Linked DNA regions of Homo sapiens: region 1 is linked to region 2. Evidence: chromatin loops called from intact Hi-C (ENCODE). Cell type or tissue: heart right ventricle. All regions are shown on one strand. Each heading gives the region's core, and the rest is flanking DNA. Links, peaks and the distances in the headings are about the cores only. Region 1 overlaps LOC107985354 (a long non-coding RNA gene). Region 2 overlaps CDC42BPA (CDC42 binding protein kinase alpha).

Region 1 (2,915 bases), core at 198-2,697, 320 kb before region 2:
GACCCTGAGCCAGAGTTAGTTCTTAGCTTAAACTCTACAGCCGTGCTTCTCAAAGTGTGGTCCTGGGGGCCCATGAAGTCAAAACTATTTTGTAATAAAACTACATTACCTTACCATTCTCCTTCTATTACAAGTGTACACAGGAGTTGTCCAGAAGCTGCATGATACGATATGTGATATCACAAGGGATTGACTCCAAAAGCAGGTCGGAGAATCCAGCTGTCTTCTTCTTCTTCTTCTTTTTTTTTTTTTTGTGGAGACAGAGTTTTGCTCTATTGCCCAGGCTGGAGTGCAGTGGTGCGATCTCAGCTCACTGCAACTTCTGCCTCCTGGGTTCAAGCAATTCTCCTGCCTCAGCCACCAGAGTAGCTGGAATTACAGGCACGCGCCACCACACCTGGCTAATTGTGTAGTTTTAGTAGAGATGGGGTTTCACCATGTTGGTCAGGCTGGTCTTGAACTCCTGACTTCAGGTGATCTGCCAGCCTTGGCCTCCCAAAGTGGTGGGATTACCGATGTGAGCCACCGTGCCCGACCTCACCTCCTGGGTTTTCAGCAATTCTCTCTGCCTCAGCCTCCCAAGTAGCTAGGATTACAGGTGCCCGCCACCATGCCTGGCTAATTTTTGTGTTTTTAATAGAGACGGGGTTTTGCCATGTTGGCCAGGCTGGTCTTGAACTTCTGACCTCAGGTGATCCACCCACCTGGGCCTCCCAAAGTGCTGGGATTACAGGCGTGAGCCACTGTGCCTGGCCGAATCCAGCTCTCTTCTATTAAGATATTCTTTTTATTCTAGTAAAGAGAATTGCAAAAATGTAAACAAATGCCAGTCTTCATGAAAGGTTTTTGGTTTGTAAAAATATAGCTATTTTCAAAAAACTTATTTATGTTAAAATGAAATGTTTATTTTTGTTATTTTTTAAAAAGTTGATACATAAATAAAATTCTCAGTTGTAATTTCTCAACAGGATAGAGCTAACCCACATAACAAAAGGTCTTTGCAGTCCTCAGTAAGTTTTACAAGTTTAAAGGGGTCCTGAGACCAAAACGTTTGAGGACCACTGTCCCTCCGGAAGGCTGCGGCTTTCTTCTGGTGGCTTTACACTTCTGCTGTCCTTCAGCCACGTCCCTTTCGCGTCTCCAGGGACTCCTCCATTTGCCTTGAATTTCTCCTGTTAGCTCCACTCCAGGGTGGCCACATGAGGGCAGCCGATTCCGCCCTGAGCCCTTGCGGGGGCCTCAAGCACAGGTGTTCACCAGGTCAGCCTTCAGCATCCAGTTCCTACCGAGTCCCTGGCTGGTGGTACTGGAGAAGCAAAGACGATAAACCAGGTCCTTGTTCTGTGGGAGGCTCAGGCCTCCTGTTCTCTCCCTCCCAGGGGCCAGGAGAGAGGCCCCAGCCAGAGCCTGAGCACATCATAGGGTTGACATGTTTGGTGAATGAACATTATCTCTGTGTTGTGCAGAGCTGAGCATAGAACTCCATCTTCTAGATCCTGAACTTTAACCTGGAAGGGTTAGGCCTTCTTGCCATTGCCTGCAGGGAGAGGTGAGCACCCTAGAACACTTACTGTTCGGGAGCACGTGGTTCTCATGCAGTAAAGTGAGAAGGGGAGAGGAGGCACCTTTTCTCTAGTCTTGGATTAAGGTGGAAGTAAAGGGCATATGTGAAGTTTTTCCCAAAACTAAGGCCTCATTTATTTTTTATTTTTTATCAGAACAAGTCATGGACATCTCTAGCAATGAAAGCAAAGCCCTGCAGTCATTTAACATAGACATACTCTCTACATCCTGTTAGCCAGCGGCTCCTACGACTTCTCCCAACAATCTTAAAGCAACCTGGCATGAAGGAGCTGGCTCAAATGCTGGTCAGTGGAAAGGGCATAAGCTCTGAAGTCACAACACAAGGGTTCAAATCCGACCCTCCCGGCTCCTGGTCTGTGCTCTCTCCCCCTTACTGTAATGCCAACTTCACTTTGGTTTTTACCCCTGCAAATATTCATCATTGTGTTGAGTCAACACAATGATACATAAAAAATCAGCAGTCTCTGATAAAGTGTGGCCTACTGGTTAAGAGGAGCAGGGCTTTGAAAGGATAGCCAAGGTAACACTCCTGGTTCCACCATGTGTTAGCTGTGTAACCTCGGGCAAGCTGCTTAACCTCTCTGAGTCTCAATTTTCTCAACTGTAGAAAGCAGACATAATATTACAGGGTTGCTGAGAGAATAATATGACATTAGGTTTCTAAAGTGCTTAATTCAGTACCTGGCTCATAGTAAGTGCTCAATAAACACCAGTTATAAACATCACTGCATTTGAAATTCACAGCTTTTTCAAAGTTAGAGTCAGAAAGAATTTCAGAAGTCCTGTAATTCAATGTTTTCCAAAGTGTGTTCAAAACACTCACTTCCCTCAAGATGCTCCATGAAAAAGGGTTCTGTGGCCAAATATGATGGGTTGTATATTAAAGCCTCAGAGAAGCCACAGAGTAAAGAAACCTGTTGAACTTTGATTACTCCAACCTTTATCAAATGGATTTGACTGTAGAACCCTCTTCACACATCACTTTTTAACTTCCAGGTTGCTGGTAGACAGAGCTCAGTCATTAACCATCATTAAGAATCATAACAAATACTGGATAACATTTATGGAGGGTTTGCTCTATGCCAGGCACTGTGATATGCACAAGGCATGTATTATCTCACTTTATTCATAACAACACTAAGAAGTAGTGCTATCATCTTTTACGGATGAAAAAATAGGCTTAGAAGACTAAGTAACTTGGCCAAGGTCACATACCAAGAAATCGTCAGCATGCAAACTCAGGTTGGCCTGGCTCTGGAATTCAGCCTTGCCACCTCCCTGTATGGTTTCCGCAGCCCACTGCATTACCCCTGACTGTTGGACAGTCCTTC
Region 2 (2,915 bases), core at 101-2,600:
AGGTGGGCAGATCACCTGAGGTCAGGAGTTTGAGATCAGCCTGGTCAACATGGTGAAACCCCATCTCTACTAAAAATACAAAAATTAGCCAGGCGTGGTGGCGGACCCCTGTAATCCCAGCTACTCAGGAGGCTGAGGCAGGAGAATCACTTGAACCTAGGAGGTGGAAGTTGCAGTTAGCCGAGATCACACTGCTGCACTCCTGCCTGGGTGACAGGACGAGACTCTGTCTCAATTTTAAATAAATAAATACATAAATAAGCTAGAAAAGAATGTGTAGTCTCTGCAGCATGTAGAATTCTCTATTTATCTTTTAGGTTCAGCAAGATAACATGTCCTTAAAATATTTTTTTATGTTGTTCAAGTGGCAACAGTGGTGGAGGTGGGTTCCAGGAACCAGGTATTAGGACTGGACATGGCATCTTCAGGCTCAGGGTATCTGCGGTTTCAGTAAATCCAGGATCCAGAGCCCAAAGAGTGGGTCTGGCCACCTTTTCTGCCTTACGGTGCTGACTAATACCCCAATTTCACACCCTGCAGATAAACTGTTGAGTCTCCATAATGCCAACATGAGCTATGCAAATTAACTAGTGGAAACTTTCCTGGATAGATCCAAGCTGCCTCAGAGAGTACAGTTTGTTAAGAAAATGGGTCTGCCCAAAAAATGCTGATCCAGGAACAGTGGCCAAAATGTCTAACAATTAAAAAGACATCATCAACAGAGTTCATGTAGCTCTTCCTGAACATCTGGGGCCATGAAAACCATTTCTGACCAGGTGTACATTTAGACCAATAAGAACACCAATGTGGAGATGTCTGCTGAAAACTGCTCATCTATTGTGCAGTGTGGAGATGGCTGTATGTAGGCTTTCCTTCTCAAACCTAGAATTTCTGAACCAAGAAAAGCCTGTTCTCTCTCAGGTAGCCTCTATGACTCCCACGTAGCCTGAAGACCCTATTCTATCCACCACGTGAGCACCATTTCAATATGGCTCTCAGCTCCCATGTGACGGAGGCAGACAGACATTCCCAAGTTCAAAATTTGTAAGCCTCACTACACGCCTTCCTACAAAGATGACAAGCACTACAGCAATGGTTATCACAGCAGGCTTGCCCAACCCGTGGCCCACAGGCCGCATGTGGCCCAGAACGGCTTTGAATATGACCCAACACAAATACGTAAACTTTCTTAAAACAGTATGAGATTTTGTGATTTTTTTTTTTTTTTAGCTCATTAGCTATCGTTAGTGTTAGTGTATTTTATCTGTGGCCCAAGACAATTCTTTTTCCAATGTGGCCCAAGGAAGCCAAAAGATTGGACACCTCTGTTTTACAGTAAACCTTCAAGTGTAGAGATCATGGCTGATATTTACAAGAATGGTCCAGCAGATGGAGCCTTCTCTGTGTATGCTGATTTCCAGCAATCAAAGTCTGAAGGGTCCAACATGACACCAAAGAAATGAGGAGAACCTACACCATCTGCAGCCTGGTCTGGGAGAATGAAGACTGCCACCCCCTACTGGCTGACTGTCAATTCCTAGAAAACTGACTAGGGTGACAATGCCTTCTTCGAATTCTCTCAGAAAAAGGCCACTATGGAATCAAATCAGAAATCCTGGTTAGAAATCTCACACACTGATCAGTACTAGAAAAAGTTTTAGTATGTAGTCTGTCCAGCCAGTCCTGCAAAAGTTTTTTCTTAAATATGGCGAGTTGAGTATTTTTTTAAATATGGCAAGTTGAATATAGCAAGTGGGGATGGGTGAGAAGTCCTTTTATTCTTTTAGTTCAGATATAATTCAAGAGTTTAGACAATGGCTAATGTGCTTCAGGGCCTGAAGAACTGGACTAAACCAAACTTTTGTGTATACTATTTGAATTATGTTTTGGGGGTTAGATAGAGTTCCCTAACAAAGGAAATAACTCCAAACCTGGCTACCTCTCAGCCTCCTTGAGGGCTGATTTTCACCGCTGACAAGGCAAAGTGAACCCTTTTAATTTCCTAATAAGGACTTTCACACAGACTAGCATTCTACGCAATGCTTGCTGCTCCAACTCCTACTCCAACCAACCTCCCAACCAGAGCATCTCCAGAGAGTAAAACTCTGTGAGAACCTAAATGGTTTGATTTCAGGTTTTCCAAAAGAATTGCTAGTGGAATTCCTAACAAGGAGGATTTAAATTCCCATATATAATCAGTATCTCTTGGCAAGTACTTTCTTTCTAGATTTGGAATAAGTTAACAGGAGAGATGGTAAGTAGCTTTTTAAATGAAGAAAGCCACTTTCTCCTGGGGTCCCTGAATCAGCTGAGTCTTCCTGTGTTGTATATATATCCTCTCTGTTCTTTTCTGTAGCATAATTCTTTTAATAGAAGCTTTATTTTCTATGTACCTCAGGTGATTCTGTGAATGAACATTTCTAACACTTGTTAGAGCTGCAACTCTGCTAGTTGCAGACTATATATCCCAACAGACTAGCCTAAAACAAAACTGGGTGGTCCCTACTGGATATAGATTTGACTGAATGACAGACTGACCTCTAATCCCTTGGGGAAACTAATTTGGGAGAAACCAGCTTTTGCTGTTTTTAAAAATCACTACTTTACCAATCATCTTAACGTGGAATTGGAATAACTGTGCCATTAAAAGTTTCTCCCTTCAAAAAAAACAAATACCTCTATGTCTTGATTTTTTATCTGCTTATCAATTTATGATATAGGAATATTAAAAGTGCTAATCTTAAACTATTCAAAGTTTTTGTATTTCCTCATACAAGTTCCATCTATCAAGTGTTAGTGTATATATTTTAAAAATAATTTGTAAGACATATGTTCCATAATTATTAAACCTTTTTAAATTATCTTATACCATTTATAATTGATCATAACATACCTACATACAACTACAAAACAAA

The links. Peaks named below come from ENCODE experiments on the same cell type or tissue, not always from the same donor. Only the 100,000 strongest peaks of a DNase experiment are listed, where the experiment ranks them.
Region 1: a loop joins it to region 2, with 3 times the contacts of the local background. A loop is called at or near these places in 4 of 110 quality-filtered maps.

Annotation. Positions count from the first base shown.
Region 1 is chr1:226,911,585-226,914,499 of GRCh38, forward strand. LOC107985354 (a long non-coding RNA gene) reads left to right here. Exons shown (of 3, transcript XR_001738506.2): 2 at 1,719-2,915. Among named protein-coding and RNA genes, the nearest start is that of COQ8A, 27 kb to the right of the region's middle. In heart right ventricle, for the core only: CTCF peaks have their summits at 1,186 (motif pointing right) and 1,393; a DNase peak (open chromatin) is centred at 1,207.
Region 2 is chr1:227,233,700-227,236,614 of GRCh38, forward strand. The region is part of intron 2 of CDC42BPA (CDC42 binding protein kinase alpha); the gene reads right to left. It also overlaps the pseudogene LOC100418874. Among named protein-coding and RNA genes, the nearest start is that of CDC42BPA, 83 kb to the right of the region's middle. In heart right ventricle, for the core only: CTCF peaks have their summits at 1,408 (motif pointing right) and 1,608; no DNase peak of the experiment used is centred there.